Regions from separate parts of the Mus musculus genome. Here all the other regions are linked to region 3. Evidence: chromatin loops called from intact Hi-C (ENCODE). Cell type or tissue: left cerebral cortex. All regions are shown on one strand.

Region 1 (8,000 bases), 62 kb before region 3:
TGGGATTTTATTTCAAAATATCTTTCAGGATATAAAACTTGTAGTAGAGAGAAATTGTGAGATTTATGCTTTCATCTTATCTCATAATTGGCCATTTCTGCTAGAGATCCAAATAGAAAAATGCAGAAATATTAGTATCAGTGAAACAAAGCAGACTGTGGACCATACATAGGCATGTGCAGGTACAACTGGAGTCAAGAGACAACGTTTGATTGATTGTCCACTCCAGCGTGCACTTCTTAATGGCTTTTCCCCTCCCCGAAACATCCACAGTAGGATCACTCTTCCCTGCCTCCATCCCAAATCACACTACCTTTGAAGCCTAAGTCTTACAGGTGGCATATGTGTGCACGCACTTGTGCCTTCTAACTGATACGATGCTCTTAGATCCTGCCACGCATAGTCCAGGTCAAACTCTCTGATCTTACTCGCTAATCTCTCTTCTAGAAGGTTCTCCCTGTAGCGCTCAACCACTTAAGCGTTCTGTATAAACAGCACAGAGAAGCTGACATGACATCATATAAAGTAACCCTGCCCCTGCCTACAATCGGCTCCTTTTCATGCTCTTCGTCACCAATAAATATTGAATCTATTTACGTTTCCCTTCCTAGAATGTATCTGTATTTAGCACTGCACTTGACACGTAGTAGGCAGTCAATACATGTTTTCAATGACAGTTAATTATTAATTGTTCAAATTAAATACAAGGCAAGGACAAATTACCATAGAAGACATTTCATAGTTAACTGCTAATGAACAGCGTGAGCCAGTTAACATCCCAGGGGAGTATTCATCAATACCACTAGATAGCTTTTCCACAGTATATGTAACCAGACCTGACCACAAGACCCATCAGGTCTCAGTATGTTCAAACAGCTTTCAGTAAAATTCTGTGTTTAAAACTGTGATTAAACTATATATAACATAACATTTATCATTTTAATTTTCTAGTGATTCTATCTGGCTCATTCATTTGTGGGTATAGTCTATCCATTCGTGAGGGAGGGAGCACGTTCAACGGAAATTATGAAAAAAGCATAGAAACTGAACAGCTTTGCATGTGAATTCAGGCCCAGCACTCAACAGCTGTGAGCACGGTTAGTGAAGCTTACTTTTCGTACATATAAAAATTAGGATAATCCAAATATTCTTTCCCTATAACCACTGCAAACTGCTTCAAGATTGATGAAAAGCTAAAATGGCCTTGGTACACATATAGCATCTAGTTTAGAACGTATGATAGATATTAAACTGAGGCTACTGGGATTAAGTTTCACTGAATAAGAAAATAAAATTATAGTAACAGAAAGCACAGAAAGTATGTATACTCATACAAGTAGTTAAAAAAAAACAATTTTCCCTCTGTAAGGCAGGAGACAGTAAAATCCTAAAAATTCCTCAGCTACAGCAATATTACAACATTCTCAAACTTGACTTGAGCGTGCTCTAGAATTACCAAGCCAACCCTTCGAAAGGCAGATGCTGGGCACAGGAGCTCCCCAGGAAGTAGGCCTGTAGACATGCATTCTACCAGATGCTCCGGGCATGCCGACAATAGTGTGATTGGGGAAGGAATCAGTCAGAGGCACGAGCCAACTCCTTCAGGGTCATTTTTGAAAATATTAAAAATCTGAAATACTTCGCTTTTTGCAAGTTCATAACCATTTTAAAGCCTTTTAAAGAACATTTTACAAACTGGGTTTAAAAGTCAACATGTACTTGGGGGACAGAGGCAGGCGGATTTCTGAGTTCGAGGCCAGCCTGGTCTACAAAGTGAGTTCCAGGACAGCCAGGGCTATACAGAGAAACCCAGTCTTGAAAAAAAAAAAAAAAAAAAAAACACAGTAAACATGTATTAGGATTCAACTGATAGGAAAACTTCATGCTATTAGCATACCAGTGACAAATATTCTGAAAATTAATTTGAAAGTAATTAAGACTACTTTCTAAATCTTAAAAATCCAGACCAAAACAGAGCACAACAGTTTTAAAGGCACGCACGCACGCACGCCTAGGTGAATTTGGGTTTCACATAGAAAGCGGAGGACACAGAAATACGTACATGTATGGAGGCATTCCGTCACTGTCGTGGGCTTGATCAGATAGCCTTTACAGATGTAGCAGGTGATGTAAGGGTTGAAGTCTTTCACCAAGTGTTTCCTTTGGGTAGCCATTCGAGGTCAGCTGGCTTGAGCAGTTGAAGCAGAGGAGCACTAAGGAGATGCAAAGCTGCTCCCAGGAGCTAGCGCAATGTTCCTGTAGGAGTCCCGAGGCGCGAGCGTCCAGCCTGAGCGCAGGTCACTGAGCATCACTCACTCCTTTTGGCGGTTCTCTTTCTCATACCTGTTCCCAAAGTCACAGAGAGAAGGCATCACATTTCTTATACTGCATTTAATATCATTAACAGTACATTTTCAGGGTCAAAATGTGATGAGCAGGACACAACCTTTATTGTAGAATTAACCTGTAAATCTACTCTCATTTAATTGAGAGTTACCAAATTCACCCAGTTATGAAGCTTCAATTACCACTGCAACTCATGGCACCCAAAGCTGCTGAACCCAGTTAAGGCTGCTCCTCGGCAGTACTGGGCTTTTACTACCTGCTTGACTTCCTATCAGGAGCCTCTGCCGATACAAGCGACCAAGTCTCACAACTGAAGTCAGCAACCCCCTACCAAAGGGTCTCTATTTCCATTCTGTACTCTCCGTCCAGTTAACAGTCAAATCAACATGATGTGCATGTCCCCTCTTCAGACAGATACCCTCCGGGCAGGGCATCTGACATTCTGCTATCAGGTTTATTCTATTTATTTATTACAGTTAGTACTTCTCAAATAGAAAAAATAAAAAGTCGGCGCTTCCTCTCTGTAAACAGAAAAAGCATGTAAGGTTTTTAGCCTGTCCCATGAGATGTAAACCACATTCCTAATTGGTTTCCATTGCAAACTGACTCTAACCTTTCCTTCAACACTTCAGGTACACTGACAGGACCACTCTTCCCACCATATAAACTCTGCAGGCTCCTATCTTCTGTCCAACATGCCTTTCCTCTTCATCACTGCACCATCCTTGTCCCTGTGTCCCTCTCTGACACTATCCTCACTGTAATCCCTATTTGCTAATGCTTACTTCTCCCCAGTTACTTTTTTTCACTGATTTAACATTCATTCATTCATTCATTCTTATTTTTCTGGGCTGGGTTTCTTATAGCCCAGGTTGGCATACAACTCCTGGTTTAGAGGGGATGACCTTCAATTTCTGATCCTCCTGCCTCCTCCTCCTTTAGCATGCCGGTAATACAGGTGTGACCCACCACTCCCAGTTTGCACTGTGACAGGGATCAAACTCAGGCACAGTGCATGTTAGGCAAGCACTCTACCAAAATTCATTCTTTTTTTCCTCTATTAGTGAGAAAGTTCTAACAGATACCAGCCACAGTTAGTCTCAAGTAGCTATTTATTTCATTGCTTTATTTGTAAGATAAAAATAAGAGCTCCAGCGACCTAGAAAGGCGATGATTAAATGAAATAGTGAACAGTGAAAACTGAAGAAATGTCATTAATTCTTCTTAGAATTTTACTAATCACTAGCTTGTTAGGTTATTTAAAAAGTTTTGCAAATTCCCTACAAGAAAGATGACCTTAGAAAACAATGAAGATGCTGATTTCAGTAGGTTCATCCTACACGAATCTCACTCATTAGGCAGAAACTTTTCCACTACCTTGGCTGTTAACACATAGGCGAGTATAAAATAACTGGAAAAGTCTAGAAGGCATCATTCCAGCAGCACACCCTCACTGTGAACGTTCAGGGTATAAGCTCGGAGCGTCTACTCCTTGGGAAAATAGTGTCAAGGATATGACAGAAAGTGTAATTTAATTAATTGCAATGTCGGGGTTCTGGCCTTCGTGACCTTCAGCAAAGCATTAATATCCTCGCCTGGGTCCCCGCTCCTCTCTCGACTTTCCCTTGCTCCCAGGACTTACGTGAGCGCTCGCTCGAGGCAAACCGGTGGGAAACGCAGTCCCAATCCCAAGCCCAGAGCCCTGTCACCCCGACACGGAAAGGAAGCGAGCGCTTGCGGTGTCGCGCGGCCGGCCGGCGGCAACTTTTCCGCGTCAGCCGGCGCGGGTCCCGGAGGTTCGAGCCCTTCACCGCCGGGCAGGTGCTCGGCTCAGGAGCCGGGGCTACTCGCGCGGGGACCACGGGACAGGACGAGTCTCCGCGGGCCGGCCGCGCCGCCCCCGAGCGCTGCCCCGAAACCCCGCGCGCCCGCCCCGCCCCCGAGCGGCTCCGGCTCCAGCGCCCGGCGCGGCAGGTGTCTGGGGCGCCGCGGCCGCCGGCGCAAACTTGGCGCGCGGCCGGGCCGCCCCCGCGCGGTACCTACCCAGCGGCCGCCGCCGCTCTTCAGCCCGCCGGCGCGCCCGCCTCCGAGCCCGGGAAAGCGAAAGAGAAACAGCGCCCGCCGCGGCCTGTCTGGTCCCCCGCGCCCTGTCCGCCCTCCCCCAGCAGGCGGGAGCGCGCGGGCTCCGCGGGGCCACTCGGCTCTGGCGCGATAGGGCGCGGCGGGCCTCGGGGCCAGGCCGGTGCCGCCTCCAAGGGCAGCTCCACCCACCTCCAACCGCCAGAGCCGCCCGCCTGCCCGCAGGCCACGCCTCTCTCGCCGACCACGCCCCGTCCCCACGCCCTTTCCTCGTGGGCCACGCCCCTTCCCGCCGGCCACGCCCCCAGCCCACGCCCGCCGGCTCGTGCTCCTCCTAGGCGCCTGGGACACCCTGAGTGCCCTGCCCCCCACCCTTGTTGCTCCTGTGTGACACGTAGCTGTGGCCGAATTTTATCTCCGTTCTTATCCTCGCCATCCCTCTCAGGGTTGTTTTCAGTCTTAACAATGACCAGTACGCTTTGCCTGGCCGGTTCAAAAGCAATGGTCAGCGTTGAGCACTGAGTCACCTCACTGAATTTTCTCCTTGGGGCGGTGAGATGGCTCAGCCGGTAAAGGCACTTGAAGCCATGCCTGAGGAGACTTGCTCAGTCCTCAGCATTCAACGGAAGGAGAGAATGGACAGAACGACCCCTGCAAGCTGTTCTCTGACCTCTATAGGTCAGAGGACAAACTCACAAACATTCATATAAATAAATATAACTTAAGACATCGAAGAACAGTTTCATAGGAGGCATTGTTCTCCACACTGGACCCACGAGGCCGTACTGGACATGAAGACACTGGCTTGCAATGAACCTTATTTAGAAATCACCATTGAACTTGTAGCAGTATGATAGGTCTAGCAATCAGAATCACTGACAAATACAGGTAAAGTGGTAAAAATTTATTGCTGTTTGCAAGGTTCAAAACAAACAAAAACCCCAGTGCTCTTTCTAGTGGACTTTGAGACTTCGGAGACACCATTCATTAACAGAAAAGGAGGATTCCTTGAAAGGTGACCTATACTCCTCTCCTACTGCTTTCCCCAAACTCATAAATTCCTACTGAGCATAACTTAGACCCAGTACTTCACTTCTTAGAAGACTATAATCTAGGATCCCTAGGATCCTAGGCAAAGCAAGGTAGCCATCACTTACTAACCAAATATCAAAGGAGAATTCTCCAAAGCGCAAGCTGCAAAGTAACCTTCAATCTTGCACACCAGAAAGAGAATCAGGGCTGCAGTTCCAGCATCTCTTTTGTACGAGCCAGAGCAAAGGTGGCTGAAGAATTCGGAGAGAATGCAGAGCATTCGCTTTATCTCCTCCAGACAGGCAGAACCTCTGGCTAGTGACAGATTGCGGAGGTGACTTCAAGAACAAAACAACAATCCAGGCGTGCACAGGTGTCCAGAGATATACCTCAAATTTAAAATGCACGGGGCAGAACAGGATGCCTTTAAAACTAGCCATTTTTATAACTAAACAGGTAAATTAGATGCAGGTAAAACAAATTCATTTGAATATCGCTGCAGGAAGAATACAGAGCTTTAAGTGATTATAATCCTCTTAAGGACCCCTTTTTGAAACTCCGACTCAAGGTTGGGATGACTTCTGCAAGACACAGTAATTACAGTAAGCAAAAGAAAACAAGTCAAGTGACTGTAGGCTTCATGTCTTTCATACTGAATGTATCCAAATGAGAAAAGCCAACCTATTTCTAGTATATTTAAAATAGGCAATGGGGCCAGGCAGTGGTGGCTCACACCTTTAATCCCAGCACTTGGGAAGCAGAGGCAGGCGGATTTCTGAGTTCGAGGCCAGCCTGGTCTACAGAGTGAGTTTCAGGACAGCTGGGGCTACACAGAGAGAAACCCTGTCTCGAAAAACCAGAATAAAATAAAATAGGCAATGGATTGCACACTAAGTTCTATTAAAATGTGAAATGGAAGATCCTGTTATATACACTGTAGCACACACACAATGGCCTAATATTGTTCTAGTTTGTGTCTGCAAGTGTTTTAAATGTCTTTTCCAGGAGTACAAACATTGAGAACTCCGAGAGGAATGCAGTTGGTGATCGGTAAGTGAGCTGCCCAGTATTTTCAGAAATGATCTTGGACTCGGACTCCGGGAGGACATACCCCAGCAAAGGAGGGAGAGAGGGAGTGCTGATGCCAAAGCCCTACGCAGTCCCCTGCGGTGGCCGTGGAAATGGAGATGCTGGAGTAAGACTGAGAGATGCCATTGGGTCCCATCCTTTGTGGGGACACCAGTGTTTTGAGTCCCTACTTACATTTGAAGCCAAACAGTGTCTTAGTCATCCATTCTTTGCTGTGAAGAGAAACTGAGACCAGAGACCACGGTAACTCTTCTGGAAGAAAAAGCACTTAACTGGGGGCTTGCTGACAGCCCCAGGGACTAGCTCATTTCCATCCCAGGAGAGGACATGGTGGCAGGCAGGTGTGAAGTAGCAGGCTGGAGAAGTAGCTAAGAGCTAATTCCTGATCCCAGTTAGGCCAAGAGAGAGAGTGGGCTCGGCATGTACTTTTGAAACCTGAAAGCCCACCCCTGATGAACTTGATAAGTAAGCATTCAAATATCTGGCTCAAATGGGACAATTCTTATTCACCAGTTTGCGATTTCTTCTCTCTCTTCTTTAGAAACCATCTGAGTCTCTTACCCCAAAAAAGTTATTTAAAAAAAAAAAAAAGCAAGTGATTTGCTTGCCCTGCAGATACAAAGCTATAAATTCCCAGTGCTTCGAGAAAATAAAACAATAAGACCCACGGAAAAGTAATTTAAAATATAAACATTAGTCTGATTAAAAATAACAACAAAGAAGCTGATGAGCTGGCTCAGTGGTTAAGAGCACTGACTACTCTTCCAAAGGTCCTGAGTTCAAATCCCAGCAACCACACGGTGGCTCACAACCATCCATAACGAAATCTGATGCTCTCTTCTCGAGTGTCTGAAGACACACTACAGTGTACTTACATATAACAAATAAATAAATAAATAAATATTTTTTAAAAATAACAACAAAAACAATGGCAAGATAGATCAACGCATTCCTGGTGCTCTAAGTATATAGCACTGGGACATGAATGTTTCACTTCATTTTACAGACACAAGACCCCCAACCCCCCACAAAGTGCAAATCCAAAAATCACAGCTGATTTGGGTTGAGCCAAGACAAAAGCATCAGTTCAGTTTTATTTATGCCTTTTAGAAATTCTCAAGTACATGAAGTTATGGGATACACAGTTAACAGAATAACTTAAGAACTGCCTGCCTCCCCACCCTACACAAATGGATGGAGAAGGGGCAGAAGAGGAGGAGAGCTAGTAACAGCACCCATTTCCACCACTCATTTTTTAGAAAGATTTATTTATTTTATATATATGAGTACACTGTTGCTGTACAGATAGTTGTGAGCCTTTATCTGGTTGTTGGGAATTGAATTCAGGACCTCTGCTTGCTCCGGTCAACCCCGCTTGTTCAGTCCTGCTCACTCTGGCCCAAAGATTTATTAACGATTATAAATAAGTACACTGTAGCTGTCTTCAGACACAC
Region 2 (8,000 bases), 170 kb after region 3:
AAGTAGCAATGTAAACAATTTTATGGTTGAGGATTACCACAACATGAGGAACTGTATTGAAGGGTCATAGACTTAGGAAGGTTGAGAACCACTGTTCCAGATCCATGGAGTTAGAATTTGGCTGAGAAGGGCAGAGGTAAGAAAAATGAACCTGTATTTTGAAAATATCCCCACCACAAAGACATGTGCTCCACTATGTTCATAGCAGCTTTATTCGTAATATCAAGAACCTGGAAGCAACCCAGATGTCCCTCAACCAAAGAATGGATACAGAAAATATGGTATATTTACACACTGCAATACTATTCACAGGCAAATGGATGGAACTAGAAAATATCATCCCGAGTGAGGCAACTCAGACCCAAAAGGACATGCATAGTATGTACTCACTGATAAGTAGATGTTAGCCAAAAAGCTCAGAATACTCAGATATATCCCACAGACTCAAAGAAGTTAAACGAGAAGGTAGGCCCAAGTGAGGATGCTTGAATCCCATTTAGAATGGGAATAAAATAGTAATGGAGGCAGAAAGAAGAGGGTGGGAGAGGGAGAGGGGAAGGGGAATATGGGGGGTCAGGATCCAGTATGGGGAGAGAGGCCTAGGGGACCAGGAGAATGAATAGAAATATGCAGCTGTTGGGGGAATGGGTGAGAGGAATCTCTAGGAAGTCCCAGAGACATGGGATGGGAAAGCCTCTCAGGACTCAAGTGGACGATCTTAGCCAAAATGTCCAACAGTAGGGATACGGAACCTGAAAAGACCACCTCCAATAACCAGACAGGACAGACACCCAGTGGAGGGATAGGAACACCAACTAACCCACCTACAAAACTTCTGACCCAAAGTTGGCCCCATCTAAAAGAAATGCAGGACAAAGATTGAAAGAAACTGAAGGGATGCCTGACCAGTTTCTGACCCATTTTGAGACCCATCCCATGGACAGGCACCAATCCCTCACACTATTACTGATGTTATGCTGTGCTTGCAGACAGGAACCTAGCATGGCTGTCCTCAGAGAGGCTCTACCAGCAGCTGACTGAGACAGATGCAGATGCTGAGTCAGGGACCCCGATGGAAGAGTTAAGGGAAGGACTGAAGGGGCTGAAGGGGGCGGCAACCCCATAGGAAGACCAACAATATCAACTGGGAGCTCTCAGAGACGGAGCCACCAACCAAAGAGCATACATGGGCTGGTCTGAGACCTGAAAAGTGACTAGTAGGAAACTAAGATGAAAGGGTTTGGCAGCTCTTAGATGGGAGGGCAGGAGAGCCAAGTGGGGAAGCCACAGGCAGGACCTTCTCCATCAAAAGACTACCATGGGTGACAATGGAAAGCTGAAGTTGGTGAGACCACCAGTGTGAACAGATGGTGAGGTGATGTCAAACGGGAATTAGCATGAAGGAAGGGTTCTTCCTGCAGCTCCCCTCCCCCAATTCACTCACTGTTCTTTTCCTGTGTTTATGCCTGCTAAATCTGGTGTGCAAACCAAAAAGGCAGGTTGGGGAGTATTGCTTTGTCCTCACAGGATCCAGGAGAGAAGAGCACATTTTTGCCTCTGTGTCCTGTGGGCTCTGATTATACATTGTGACTAAGAAGAGCTTTTGTGTTACCAGATTCCTGGCAGAAATGGGGGAATCAGTCAAGAGGAGGTGAACCTGAGGATGGTCCAGAGGAGGTGAGCCTGAGGGTGGTCCAGGGGAGGTGAGTCTGAGGGTGGCCCAGAGGAGGTGGAGTCTGAGGGTGGTCTTGAGGAGATGAGCCTGAGGGTGGTCCAGAGGAGGTGAGCCTGAGGGGTGGTCCAAAAACCCTTCATTTCTCCATAGTTTGAAAGACAGAGGGGAAGTTGCCATTGAGATGGCCTTACCTTACCACTGGCCCCTGTAACAGCAGAGTGTTTATCCTCCGAGGAGGCGCTGGGCTTGACTAGGCACATCCTTCCTGGAGGCCATTGGCCTGCCAGCTGCTCAGCATCGGTGATGGGCTCCATCACACCAGAGCAAGACGCACCTGAAACGATAAAGCAACAAGGAGACATTAACTGTTCTGGGAAACCTGCATGCAAGACCGGGAGGCCTATGGCTGTTTCAGCTTTAGTCAGCCCCTTTGATGTGCTCCAGAATATGTTGTTAGGTCCCCACCCACTCCACAATGAGCAGATTCTCTATCTCCAACAAAGGTCGGCAAAATAAAGCCAGTAAATGCCATTACATTTGAATTTCAGAAAAGTATCAATAATGTATGATTATTGCCCAGATAGAAAACATGTCATTGTCACAGGGTATCCTACATTTTATATGTTCTAGGTTCAACTCCCAAGGGGTCCCTCTGGGGCAAGAAGCTGCTTCTTGTCTTCTAATGCTTTTGATCTTTTCTCCTTCGTTGGGATTCTCTCATAGGTGGGAACTTCCTATATGTCTCAGAGGGATGGATGATCCTTCAACTTTGGCTAGGCTATCTCCAGGTACCAGATTTGTTCATACCAGATGCAGCCATCTAGGAAGGAAAGCCAGGTGAGAAGATGTGGGGGCTAGCTTTCTATCTATCCTCGAGCCTCAGCTGTATAGCGCTAGCCTGTGAACTGGAGGCAGGCCAAGAGGAGTCATATCCACAGCCATGGGCCCTGACACTGTCAGCAGAGTACAAACGCCTTAGTGCGTCAGCTCACAGTGAGTCTCATAGCATTGTTCTTTCCTGATGACGGCAATATGCTCTCAGCCTGAGACCCGGATGAACCACCATTCCTCCAGCTTCAGGCCTGTAGTCACTGGAACTTTCTACCTGGGGAGTTTTGAGTTTTGAGATGTAGCTGGAACAAGAGTCGATGGATGACATGCAACAGGCAGGGAGCAGAGCTTTGGACAGCCATTTCAGGGAAGAATTGCCATCAGAGCTGCCGCACAGGTGTCTTAACAGGAATCCACAGAAAGAAACAAAAACAGAACCCTCCTGAAAGACCTTGAAAGGAGCAAAAACAGAACCGAGAAGTCAGCACGTACCACTAACTTGAAGGTGATTTAGAACAGAGCTTCTTTGCTCTGTTTAGAAAGGGTTGGCTGCATCAGGACTGCCTCCCCACATGTTTTCTTTCCTTGGGAAATCACATACAGTAGCTAGAGATCTGGGTTAACCGATGAGATAGACTTCAGCCTAGATCAGCCAGCCTGGGCCATAGCAGCCAACTGTGGTCTGAGATATAACTCATCCACACTGATCGCTGGTGCTGGTGTTATATGGAGGCCTATGGGACAAGGCTACCCCCTTGTGGTAGGGTTTGGGACTAGTCCCTAAGACATAAATTCCCTGTCAGTCATTTTAAGAAGGGCCAATTACACAGGATTAGGTGAGACCTCAGTAACAGTATCTTATGCACACAAGATTTACCTCTCCTTCTAAAAGAAAGGCTAGAAATGGCCAGTCACAGACTATTAAGGTAACTTGTTGGTCCCCCAAAGACTCAGGCTTTCATCTGTCTTTTAGGCTAAATAGTCTTAATGAATAGTTTCTTCTCAAGGTCACGGGACAGTTGCTGGGGTGCCAACCATCAAATCCATACTGTAGCCCGAATTCAAGGGGAAATAGAAGGGGAGGGGCATGCAGATGTGTGCTTGTGTGTGATGGGATGACGTGTCCCAACGGTCTCTTCCTTTAAACAGTCTTTCCGAAGTCCTCAAACACTTCCACTGTTAAGCCCTTCTAAATAAAACCTACCACCAAGGAAGTGAAGGACTAAATCTTGAATGGCAGCAGTGGTGTTTGCCTCTCTGGGAAGCAAGCAGGCCTGAGACTTTGAAAGCCATTTGACAGTTGGCCCAAATGTCCTGGCTGTGGGTGTGTGCTGGACTCTCTTACCTGGAGCCAGCCCCGAGGCCAGGAGCACCAGAAGGCTCTGGCAGGCCTGCCCTCGAGGTGACTGCTCCCTGGAATTAGAAGCACTCGCTCACAAACCTTTCTTACACCGAGGCTTGGCTCATCTCTGTGGGGCTGTGGGCACCTCAGAAGGTGGCATGGCAGGGAGGGGTGACTGTCCTGCTGCTCATTGGTAGGGGGGAAAGGTAGTTGCCACTCCGCAGACCTTGGTCATCGAGAGCTGTAGTGGGTATTTTGCTGAGGTAGGGAGCTGGTTATTTGTGGTTTATGGAGGAACCTTTAGGAAGAATCCAACTCATGAGCAGGCGAGCCCTATTTCCCTGGGCACATCAGGAGGGCCACCCTAGCTTGGTTAGGATGACAGATTGTCCTGGTTCTGGAACCATTAGTGATATAATAGAATCCTTGGACACACTGGAAGAGTCAGTCAGCTTAGTAATATGCATGTGATAATAATCATCTAGGGACCCTTAGCGTCTCCTGGGGATGCTTGGGGCTAGATGCCTGTGAGTGGTAGCCGGGGCTCAGAGCCACCAGGTTCTGTTTGATCAGAAGAAATAAAGCAAGTGGAAAAAAATCAACAAAGATTCCAAATTCCACAGCATCACCCAGAGAGCCCAGGGTCAGCCTGCTGCCTTCTCTTCAACCCCAGCTCTGCCTTAGACTAGGGCTCCTGTCCTGCCCACAAGTCACCTGTTAGTAACCCTGCAAATGTGTCCTGTTGCTTCTGAAGTTCCTTCCTAGGCTGCCCCTCCCTCAGATGCCCCTTCCAATTGCAGTTTAGGGATCACCTCTGCGGCTTCCCCAGCCCTCCCAGCCATGCTAAGTTCTCTCTCCCACAGTCCTCCAGTGTACCTGGCAAGTCTGACATGCTACATCCCTTTGTCAGTCTGGAGCACAGGTCAGCCCCTCCCACTGACTAATCATCTCCCAAGGTTTCTAGTCCTTACCCTGCAGCTAAAGTCCGACCATGTGGCTCATGTCACAGATAGTTACTTTACTAGAAGGGTGGATCAGTGTATGTATATGTTTATTAATGTTTGTGTTTATTGAAAGTTCTCCATTCTGGGCAACAGAATATTGGCCACAACTCTCAGTTGTTTCCAGTTCTGTTGATTTATTTGTTGAATGGTTTATTTAACTTGAGGCTTTGTAAAGTCAAAGTAGGATTTATAGAAAAATCTTGTCATGGAGAATAAATAAAACTCACACACATGATAAAAAAGATTCATTACTGATTTGGGTTAACTGTATTGTGTTTTCCTACAAGTTACATTAAGCACACATAGATGAAAAGTAAGTCATATTCTAGACTTATAGAACCTTTTATTGCTTCACACTGGATCTTGAAAACTCTCTAAGTGAATATGTATGCATTTAGACAGGACGGGATAAGGTAAGCTTTATTATACAATCACAGCAGGATAAAAGCACAAATGGATGCCAAACCTCAGAGAGTAAGTAAAGTGGGGTTGCCCCCCTACACACACACACACACACATTTTCATGGGAGCAAGTCTCCTCTTTGCTGTGTGTGGGTTACTTGACTCAAACTGCCACCAAAGCAGAAGAGACAGTGCTGGGCCATCCTGTGTCCAGTTCCCTGCAGATGTTGCCAAAGTCAGGTCAAGTGACCCCAGACGACCCCCTGGGAAAGGGAAAGTAGGGACCATTCAGGCCAGATGAGACGCCTGTCCTCTGGGGAAGGTGTCTCTTGGGCAACTCACTGAGGGTGGGGTAAGGGAGGAGGGAATCTCTCTCCCTCTTGAGATCCTTGGCTAGGTGAGGAAGAAAGAGGAGGCAGGCTCTGGTAGGAGGGAGACACATAACCTGGCAGCCTTCTCCGCGGGAACCTGAGCTGTTTCCCTGGGTTCTGGCGTCAGACTGTCCTAGTTGCTCACCCTGATTAGATTGTCCTGGAACAGACCATGACCATCAGGTGATTCTGATGAGGACCCATCCCGGAAGGAGCCACAGCTGGGGAATGAGTGTCCCTCCGACCCAGAGTGGGGAACCTGGGGCTCACCACAGTTCACCCCCTCTCCAGGGAGCACAATGGCCTTTCCAGTGAGTGCGGAGAGCTGAAGGGGGCTTCCCTGAGCTCTTCCCACTGCACTGGACCGACAGCAGGTGAGCAGCTTGAGCGAGAACCGCACCAGCTGTCTCTCTCAGCAGTGCCACCAGCCTGAGGCTCAAAGCTCAGTCTTTAGCTCTAGCTTCCCGAGCTGTCTGTCCCTCCTGGCTACTACACAGACTCAGGCACAGAGTCCTGGTGCTCACATCACCGAGGGAAGGTCTCTCCTTTCAGCATCCCATTTTTGCCAAACTTGCTATGAATCAATAGCCTCTCTAGGGGCTGCTTCAGGCTACAGCGGGCCAGGAGTCTAGACAGGTATGGAGCCTCTCTTTGGCTAGACCTTCCTTTCTGAGCCTCCAGCAAGAGCAGAGGCTGTGCTGAAGACTCAAGAGGACTCATCCAAGAACCCACTTCATTGAGCTCTCAGGCTGGCGACAATAGCTGTGGCTGGTCCTCAAAGCATTTCACAACCTCCCTGTGAAGAGTAACTTACTTTTCTTGGGTTAGCCTAAGCAATCCATGGGACAGACCATTTAGAACATTTCCCAAGGTCATATGAAGCGTAAATGATGGAAACAGTTTTGATTTTTTTTTTAAACTCATCAGTCTTTGACTGCAGAATTTAGGCTCTTAAACAGCATGCCACCCAGTTTTTCATCACTGAGAGTATCTTTAAGTTTACCAATGAATGTGTGCGTGTGGGCAGTCCCATAGCCCAGTAAGGCACTAAACTCTAAGGCTTGCATAGGAGACCTAATCAAACCCCAAGCCTTAGTGAAGGGCCCTCTGCCTGTGGCAGGAAAATGAACTGAAAGTAAATACATTTAGGAAAGGAGATGCAATTAAAGATATATTAAAAATATACATTTAGAGAGGCTGGGACTTTTAACATGGAACAAATGATGACTGGCATTGGGAAATTTGTATTATAGTACCATTAAACAGTTAGGTGGTATGATACATGTCAGTTTGGAAGAGAGACAGCCAATATGATTGGCAGATAGGATTGGGGTAGGGTGAGCAAGTGAGTGAGCGCTACCTCCAAGGGATACTGAGCCTCTTCATGCCTGCCTTTGTGTATAATAGCCACAGCCTCTCTGACTGTGCTCAGTTCTGTGTGAAAGGGCAGCTTGGTTGTTAACAAAGTCTCCCAGTTGTGAGATGCTATCCTCTATATTAAATTATCTGGTAAGGACTCCGGGGTGGTTTATAAATACAAGCTGTGTGTGAACAAATTGTTCCTTCATCTTCAGGTATGATAATTTGATGGACTTTCTTCATGTTTAACTGGGAGACAGGCCTTGGGAGAAGCTTGGCGCCCTGTTTCTTTGATGCGAATTTAACCTCCCATGTCAGCATTGGTGTTAGGATACAAATAGCCACAGGGAGTGCCCTGGCCAAGCTGGGCCAGCCCTGCTTGCTGATGAAATGTGCCCCTCCTGGCGATGAAATACACTAGCAACAGGCAGGGTCTGGAGGTGATTTGGGTCTGACAGCTTGGCCTCCAAACCACATTTTCCATGTGTCAGGAAGATGAACGCCAGGTCTACCCCACGTGCTCCTAGCAATTAGACCTTCGTTAACATCTCAGAACAGCTGGAACCAGAAAGAGTCTCAAGTGGTCACATTCTTTGAACATACACATTTTGAGCGGATGGCAGCTGCTGGAGCCAGCTTTATTCATCTTGAGCCAAAACTCTCATACTTTGACCCCATGTCTCAAGCCTAGACGTCATGGCTCTGAGAAAATATGACTGCAGAGTTCTGTCTGGGCATCCCTCTCCCTTGGACAAAGTGTCTTTCCTCCCAAGTCCTCTTTTCAGCCACACTGCCATTGGCTAAGGATTTACAAAAGAACTTGATTTTCAAAATTTAGGGATATTTTTTGTCTGCATTGAAGGTGGCATTAGTGTCTTTATGCGTGGTGTCCCACATAAAGAGTTCCCTCCATGTCCCTACTCAGCTTGACGTCACACAACAGTCTGAAGACTTAGCCTAATATACCTGCCTGTCCACTAAGAAACCTTTCTCTGCTTTCTGTCTCGGCTTCCTGG
Region 3 (8,000 bases):
GTTCTCCTAGTCTCTGATTATCCCATACACTTCTCATACTGCCTTTCATATAGTAAACTAAGAGAATGTTTAAGTTAATCTACATAGTGTATAGAATAAAAATGTAGTTAATTTATCAATGTTTATTAAAACAAATACTTAGGAGGCCTAGAAACTAAGCTTTTTTTTTTTTCAGTTCACAGGATGTAGGAATATAGGTATCACTTTAATTAAAAATTAAAAATTCAGAACAGCACAAATGTAGCCTGTTCCTAAAACCAAAGAGTTGGGCCAGACCTCAGGGGCCACAGGGGTCATTTAATCCCTCCGTGTCAGCCCCACGGATGCATACGTGTGGAATGTAGAACAGTTAGTATTTATTTTATTGTTGGTTTGTTTTCTTTTGAGACCAGGTGTCATTTAGTAAAAGCTGGCCTTGAACTCATTACGTAGCCCAGGATGACCTTGAACTCCTGATCCTCCTGCCTCAACTTCACAAGTACTGGGATTACAGATGTATGCACAAACACACCCAACTTTCAGATATAACTCATTAAGAGCCCTTTCTATACCAGGTCCTTCTACAGTAGACCATGCTCACACAATCCTTCAGTGTACACAGCACCAATGCTGCCACCACTATGTGCACGCACGTGTACACACACACACACACACACACACACACACAAAATGAGAGAACTTCTCCCAAAGTCAAGTACCTCATTATAGAGAGGGCTTCCTGCTAGACACAGAACTGAAATTCAGGCTTTCTTTTCTACTGACTATTGTTACAAATGTAAGACCCACTACGTGAACAAACTTATGTCTCCAGATACCACTATGCTAACCAAGACAGAGCGCACATGAAAAGTTCCATGTCACTTTCATTAAAACTTAGAGACATTAAAATTGGTAGCATCATCACCATAAAACTGCGAAGGCCTATTCTTATTTGCCAGAAAAACTCCTTTCCTAGTTTTCACTTCTTAAGTATGTTATCCACTGAAAAGCCATTTGTCCAACCAGATTCAGCAAGTATTTGTTGAATCCCTCAGATGGGAGACATGGGAAGATACAAATCCAAGTGAGGTATGATTTTACTCCCTGTAAAGTGTTCACAAGCAAGAGGCAGACAATCTGTTAGTCGGAGGAGCAATTCCTCCCCACCTGTTGGTACTTGGACTAACGCTGGGGCTTCCACAACAACACAAACTCCAGATTCTAGGTTCTAGTCCCAGCTCTGAATCTTGAGCAAATCCCTTTACTACCTAAGTCATTTCAGAGACGGTTCTGAAAGGATGTAGCCTGCAACTTCAAGATCTCTTGTAGCTAGCTCTAAAATGCTGTGTTCTCTGAACTCGGTCTTGAAGTTACACTTCCAGAAATGACTAGTTGCGAGGATGAGGCAGGGCGGCCACTCCTATTCAGCAGTGGACCGTGGAAACACTGAGAGCTGACTGTACTGCTACGAAACTGAGGCTGAGTAACACGCTCTGCAGTTTATTCTTTATAATAACATACTTTATCAAGGTAGTCATCTGAGTATTAAGTACTACATCCAAACCGTCCTCCCATATTGACTTGTAGCTCTAATCCTTGTGATATTCAATCGAGTCAATTAAAGGATAATTTTAGACAACACCTTTTAGCTACTATTCTGTGTCCAAAATCAACAACACATTAGAGTTAGGGCCCCTGACAGAGAAAGAACGCTTTGAGTTTGTTTAAATTAATACTATATTATATTACTGTGACAGTTTTCACCACCACTAAGAATGAGTTTGGTTTACAGGTAGGAGGAAAGAGGAATGAAGAAACACCAGTGTTCCAAACGAACGGAAACATTCAGGCCTGGGACAACTTGACTACGCTGATTTCGCTTTAGCAGTTTTTCCATTTTTAAACTAGTAGCTCTATTTTTATTTACTCAGTAATAAACGTGGTGCCAAAGCTTCATATCCGTCTTCATAGTAAGCATCTTACAACAGGATGCTTAAAGGTCTGTCACTGTGTGCCCTTAACTGCACAGCGGAGGAAACGGATCGATCTCGAGAAAATCACACCGGTAAAGAGAAAGTGAGAACTGTACCCTACTGGCAACTTGCCCACCAAAGGCAAGGCATTGCAACTGTTGAAGATCGTCCTGCCAAGAATGAGGGAGAGAAATGTATTCATTCGGCATGTCAACAAACATAGGGTGCCCCGAATGTATATGAGGCTTCTGTTGACTCGAGTGTATACATGAACAAACAGGTAAAGTCTTCCACTTTCTCCTCTGTGAAATTTACATTCTTGTAGGGGGAGAGCAGACTTAAATAATGCTGCTACAAAGTATTTTTTTTTTAGCGATTAGGAGCTATTAAGAAAATAGGAGGGGTATGAAGTAGTTTAGGAGGACCAAGAACTAAGAAGTATGGTGATCAAGAGTATTTGTGGGGGCCTGACACTGGAGGTGAGCCCCAGATGACAAGAAAATTTGCTCTGTAGTCCTTCAAGTGTGGGGTGGGATGGGAACGTCAAGTTGGTGTTCAGGAATAATGACAGTAGGAAACATTCTGTATTCATGAATGAAAAACGAGATGGCCTTTTAAAACTTAAAAAAATAAAGCTAATCTTTATATCATCTACTTGAGGGACCAGTTGTTTAAGATCGACTCACTTTTAAGGATTCTGCTAATTACTTGGCAACTGCTGAAGTAGACACAATTACTCGAATTCCAACCATGCTGCAGACCTCCCTCACTTGACACCATTCAAATTCTGAATGGGACTGGACCGGGCCCTGCAGCGAATCAGCGCCTCCTCTGCTTCATTAACCCAGCCAGGTGGAATCTCATTACCCTTCCAGAAAACGAGAAGCAAGACTGGGGAAGGTGGGTTAGCCCTACACCCCGAAAGTTACTGTGGCAGGTTTAAATTAAAAAAAAAAAAAAAAAAAAAAAAAAAAAAAAAACCCGCCGCCCTCTCGCATGAACTCCCCCCGCCCCTCCGGGCGTCAGCCCTCGCAGAAGGGCGGCCCACAGCGAGTACGCGCGCGCGTGTGGAGCCCGCGTGAATCATCGGAGCGCGGTCCACCGGGGCGATGATTCATTCACCGCTCCGGAGCTCCCGGCCACACGTTCCCGGCGTACTATGACGGCCGCACACGCAGCTTCCTTAATATTAAACAAATGTTTCAAAGTACAGACGCCTGCAGCGAGAGACGCGGAGAGCCGGGCTAGGTGGCAGGGAGCGAGCGTCCCGGGGCAGGCAGGGGCGCGGAGAGCAAGGTTGGCTCCGACGCGACCCCCGAGGCGTGCGGTGGCGCACAGGTGGGTCCCCACCGTCCTCGCCGCCGCGCTCCCGATCGCCCCTCTGCTCTCCGTGGCATCTTATATAATAGCCCCAGCCGATCCAAACGGAAGCGGGGCGCGCGCTGCCAGGGCCGCCCGGCAGAGGTGCTCACTCCCGGAGCCCGAGGGGCTCCCCACGCAGCTTCCAGGAGAGGGGGGTAAAGGCCCCGAGCGCCCGCCCCGCGCGTCCCCTCGCAAAGGCGCTCGATCCTGGCCGGTCCCCTTCAGGAAGCCGCGAGCGTCACCAACTGCGTCAGCTTCTTCAAACACCGTGCCCTGTCTCTCTCCAGCCCGGGAGCCTTCGCCGCGGGGCCGGGGCCGCGAGCCGCGCTGGCAAGCGTGCCTCGGGGGAGGAGAAAGTTCCCGGGGACCCTCCCGTAGCCCGCCCGGCCCAGCCGCGCCGCCAGCACCCGTGCCCCGGCGTGGGCAACTTGGGACCCCCGGCTGCGCGCGACCCCTACTGCCTGCCGAGCTCTCACGGCGCCCGCGGGGATCACGCCCCGGGCCCAGCGGAAGATCGGCCACGCTTTAAAAAAGGGGGAAAAAAACTTCGCAAAGCCGGGAAGCCTCCGGGGTCCCCGAGCATCGCTCTTACCTAGCTCTCGGGAGGCCACGTTCCGGGCGGGCCGCACGGGGCGCGTGGTGCACGAGCGCGCGCGCGTGGGGCGGTAGGTGAGCAGCCCGCGCGGGCGGGGCGGAGCAGGACCCGGTGGCGAGGCGCGAGCCGCGCGGGCGGGGGGTCCGGGTGGCCCGGCCGCGGGAGGGCGGGGAAAAGGACGACGGCAGCGGAGCCCGCGGTGACCGTGACGGTGGCGGCGGAGGCGACGGCGATGGGCGCGGGGCGAGCGCGCCAAGGGGGCGGAGGAGTTGCCAGAGGGTTTGTTTACGCATTGCTGCCCGGCTCGGGGCACAGCCCGCACTCCCTGATTGGACACAAACTGGGGCACAGCCTCTCGCCGCCGCCCGCCAGGCCTTCTGGAGCAGCCGCCGCCGCTGCTGCGTAGCTCCTGGAGCGCCTGCGGGTCACAGCCCACCGCGGTGCCTGGGCTTGAAGGGGAACAGCAGGGGTGACCGGCAGGGTGGGCGTGGAGCGAAGCAGGCTCCTGGAGCTTGGAGCAGCCCACCTGTAGTGGTGCGACCTTGGCAAGGAGAAACTTGAAACTTCTCTGGCTTGGAAACTGCCTATGCTCCAGGGGTTGATTAGATACCCACCCTGCATCCCCTCCACCCCAACCCCACCAGGAAGCTTGCCTTGAGCAGATAGAAAAGCAGCTCAAATATTAATAAGTCTTTGGTCAAGTCGAGGCTTCTTGTCGAAGCTGATCCGTAGGAGCTCACAGTACTTCTCTGCCTCCCGCTTCCCTGCTTTTAATCTCCTTGCTTCCACATGACATTCAAAAAGTTGTCCCTCCCAGAAGTGACCTCTTCGCCCTGGTGCTGAGCATCTTCTGAGACTTCCCATGGTCTCGGCTTCCTTCACAGGCGAACTTGCACATCTTCAGCCTTCTTTCTACTGCCCAACTGTCACCTCAGAACCTGAGGCTAAATACCATGCCTCAATGCGTTGGCAGATTTTCATTGCCTGAATCCTGTTCTGTTCTCTGCCAGAGAGCACTGGGCTTCCCTCTACCTGTTCACGTGCTCCCGATCTCAGCTTCCTCCTACCACAGCAGTGTGTAGTCTTCTGGATTCCCTTACTGACATCAGTCTGATTTGGGGATCAGTCTCTATCCCCAAGATACCTTCCTCCCTCATTCTATTCAATGTCTTGAGGAAAGTGACCAAGTTTCAACAGGGCTCCAGCAGCCTGGGAGAAATGAAACTGAAAATTATCCTGTGTTGTCTGAGTGTCTGGGCCCAGGGAACTTTGAATCTTCGAAGAACTGAGAACACAGACTCCCCATCTTGTCGAAAGCAACCGCTTTTGACACCCAAGTGTGTCCTCCGTGTTTCCTGTCTCTGTATTCACTCCCTACATCTAACTGTGTGCCTCTGGACTCAAAATGGGTAATCAGCCCTAGGTGGTATGTGACTGAGCTCTGCTGCAAAGTGAATAAAGACAGTCATAAAGCAACAGGCACAAACTCAGTCATTTTACAGATGATTAGGGATACTAAGAGCCATCTAGTCCTGATAGCATAGGTGGATTCATCTGGGCTGATCAAACACTACTTCTGATCTGTCATGAGATGGACCCTGGTCCGTCGTGACTGCTGGAATGGCTGGATTTCTTTGTCTAGATATGCTGCATATAGTCCCATTGGGAAGACATCTGGACTCTGGAGAAGCATCCAATGAACTGTTTCTGTCTCAGATAGTTCACATAAGCTACAAATACATGGAAGGAACTTCAGTTGCAACTAAGGGAGGGTAAGGCCATCCTGAGATTAGCTGTCAATAAAAGCAACCCCTCCCCAAGGCTCCAGCTTGGGGGTGGGGGGAGGGCGAGCAGGGGCCAGTAGGAAGGAAGCACCCAGAGCAGTGGGGCAGATATCACAGAGTGGAGCTTCTCCTGGAGACCCCTTCAAAGCAAAGGGTCCTTCCTCCTCTCCTTCCTTTCTCAGCCTCCCAGTCAGCAGCACGTGGAAGAAGCATGAGAAGCCAGTGCACTTGTAACTACTGGCTAACGCATGGCACGACCGGTGTTAGGGAAAGGAGAATGCAGCCCAGAGCGTCGTGATAGGTGACAGATGTCCCAGGCTTGGGTGCAGCATCTGATTGCCTCTGGGACTCATCCTCCAGGTCGGTTTATTCAGTGTGAGTGAACACCCTGTTCAGTCGCCCACCCCCTCTCCGGCACCTTGTCCTCCCTTTGTATAGTGACTTCTTTCTCCTAGCCTTCTCCTTTCCTACATGGCATCCTTCCTTAGCTGTCCTTTCTCACCTTTCTGTTTGTGCTTCCTTCCTTCCTCTCTCCTTCGATTCTCCCTCTCTAGGTTCTGGTCACACCATCCCTGTGCCAGCTGCGGGCACTGGTATGAAGAGCCATGCCCACCTTTCCCGTTAAGGCCTTCAGATTTAGATGCCACTGTGCTGTGGCCCTTTCACACACAATGCTAGACAGCTATCTTATGTTATCTTCAGTCTTCAGCATACACTCATTGGTTGAGCACCGCTGGATAGAATTTAGTGGCTTGCCTATTGTCTGTCCTCAAAGGAGCCTCTGCTTATGCAGGTCACTTGACGACACCTGCTTACTCTTCGAGTTAGGTTTCCCTCCTCACTTTCTTATCCTATAATTTCTCATTATCAGAAACGCCTCCTCAAACCCCAAATCCCAACAGTCCAGGACGTCATTTTAAGTCCTCAACTGGAGGAGGTAGCATCTCATCACATTTGTGAAGGGGGAATAAGATTTGAAAGGCCCGAAATTGATCAAGGAGGAGCATTTTTGGTGGAACAGGAAATAATATGGTCCAACTTGGCTGAAACATGAAGGAAGGCTAACAAATTAGAGAATGTTCCATCATAGTCCCCCAAAAGAAACACTGTTCAGAAACCTACATTAAATCCTAAATACGTGTATAGTTCGGATTATTCGAACCATCGCGTTTTACAGCCACAGAGGAGTGCTAACACTGTCTAGCCCAAAAGGTTTTAAAATAAGAGATCCATGGCTGTAAGGTTCGGGTACTTGAACACCAAGGTGATTGAACATGGCCATTGAAGTCTACTCATATTCAGATACCGTCTCTGATAAATGTTGTGCCATGTGACCTTGAACTCACATACCGTTTCTTCTTCAACACATCAGGGAAAATAATATCATCTACTCCAGTGGCTTTTGTGGAAATTAGTATATATAAAAAACTTTATAGTCAGTTTTGACAACATAGACAGCCAGAGAGCAAGGAGCTTAAACAGCAAATATTTCTTCCTAACTTTTAAAGTTCAGAGTTCTATGAGAATATTCTTCTTTTCAGCTGTGCAAACAGACAACTCCATGCATCCTGGCAGTGGAAATGGGGTGGGTGAGATAGGATTCAACAGATATGGGTGCGTATCGTCATGCTTCCTTCCCATGCTAGAAGATACCAGAGCTGGAACGAGTCTCTCAAGCTTTTAAAGCCCTCATTGGGAATGTTTGATATGATATGGGCAGTTCTAGTGCATCGTATGCATTTGATGCCATCAGTGGGGACATGGCACGGCACTAGTTTGCTGTTTAAAGAAGGTCTCAGTCAGGCTTGGTGGCGTGCACACTTTTAATTCTAGCACTTGGAAGGGAGAGAGAGGCAGGTGGGTTGCTGTGAGTTCAAGAAAAGCCTGGTCTACACGGTGAGTTACGGTGCAGCTAGAGCTATGTAGTGAGACCTTGTCTCAATGTACCCCCTGCCCCTGAACCCCAAAAAAGGAAAAGAGAAAGAAAATCTTAGTTGTCTTTCTAGTTCCAATTCCTGTCTATTTCCTGACTACAATGGCATACTATGAAATTCCAGGAGGACATGGGCTATATTATCCTGTCAGTTCTTAAAAAGACATGTTTTTCCTTTATCTTATAAAGTCAGTAATTGTTCCACTTTTCTGTCTTACTTCAAGCCAAATTTATAATTCAATACTTGATCTCTAAAATCTACCTTATAGTCCTGCCCTTTACTCACTCGCCTCTTCTAGGAAGTGGGAAGGAAGCAGAGAGTTCTAGGTCAAATCCTCATTTCATTAGAGAGGAGTCTGAGACACAAAATGATA

Evidence for each region. A loop is a pair of places that touch in the nucleus more often than their neighbours do. Peaks named below come from ENCODE experiments on the same cell type or tissue, not always from the same donor. Only the 100,000 strongest peaks of a DNase experiment are listed, where the experiment ranks them.
Region 1: a loop joins it to region 3, with 2.0 times the contacts of the local background. A loop is called at or near these places in 12 of 42 quality-filtered maps.
Region 2: a loop joins it to region 3, with 4 times the contacts of the local background. A loop is called at or near these places in 10 of 42 quality-filtered maps.

The regions. Positions count from the first base shown.
Region 1 is chr19:36,406,299-36,414,298 of GRCm38, reverse strand. Pcgf5 (polycomb group ring finger 5) reads right to left here and starts at 4,551. Exons shown (of 10, transcript NM_001368691.1): 1 at 4,390-4,551; 2 at 2,063-2,343. The coding sequence starts at 2,174. In left cerebral cortex, a CTCF peak has its summit at 4,512; DNase peaks (open chromatin) are centred at 3,984 and 4,645; H3K4me3 peaks cover 1,539 bases.
Region 2 is chr19:36,178,564-36,186,563 of GRCm38, reverse strand. It overlaps Gm32081 (a long non-coding RNA gene), which reads right to left and starts at 2,003. Exons shown (of 3, transcript XR_386675.1): 1 at 1,867-2,003. In left cerebral cortex, a CTCF peak has its summit at 3,260 (motif pointing left); a DNase peak (open chromatin) is centred at 3,249.
Region 3 is chr19:36,344,476-36,352,475 of GRCm38, reverse strand. It overlaps a transcript of Pcgf5 not described here. Among named protein-coding and RNA genes, the nearest start is that of Pcgf5, 61 kb to the left of the region's middle. In left cerebral cortex, a CTCF peak has its summit at 3,413; DNase peaks (open chromatin) are centred at 3,063, 3,451, 4,118 and 4,675; H3K4me3 peaks cover 2,623 bases; H3K27ac peaks cover 1,698 bases.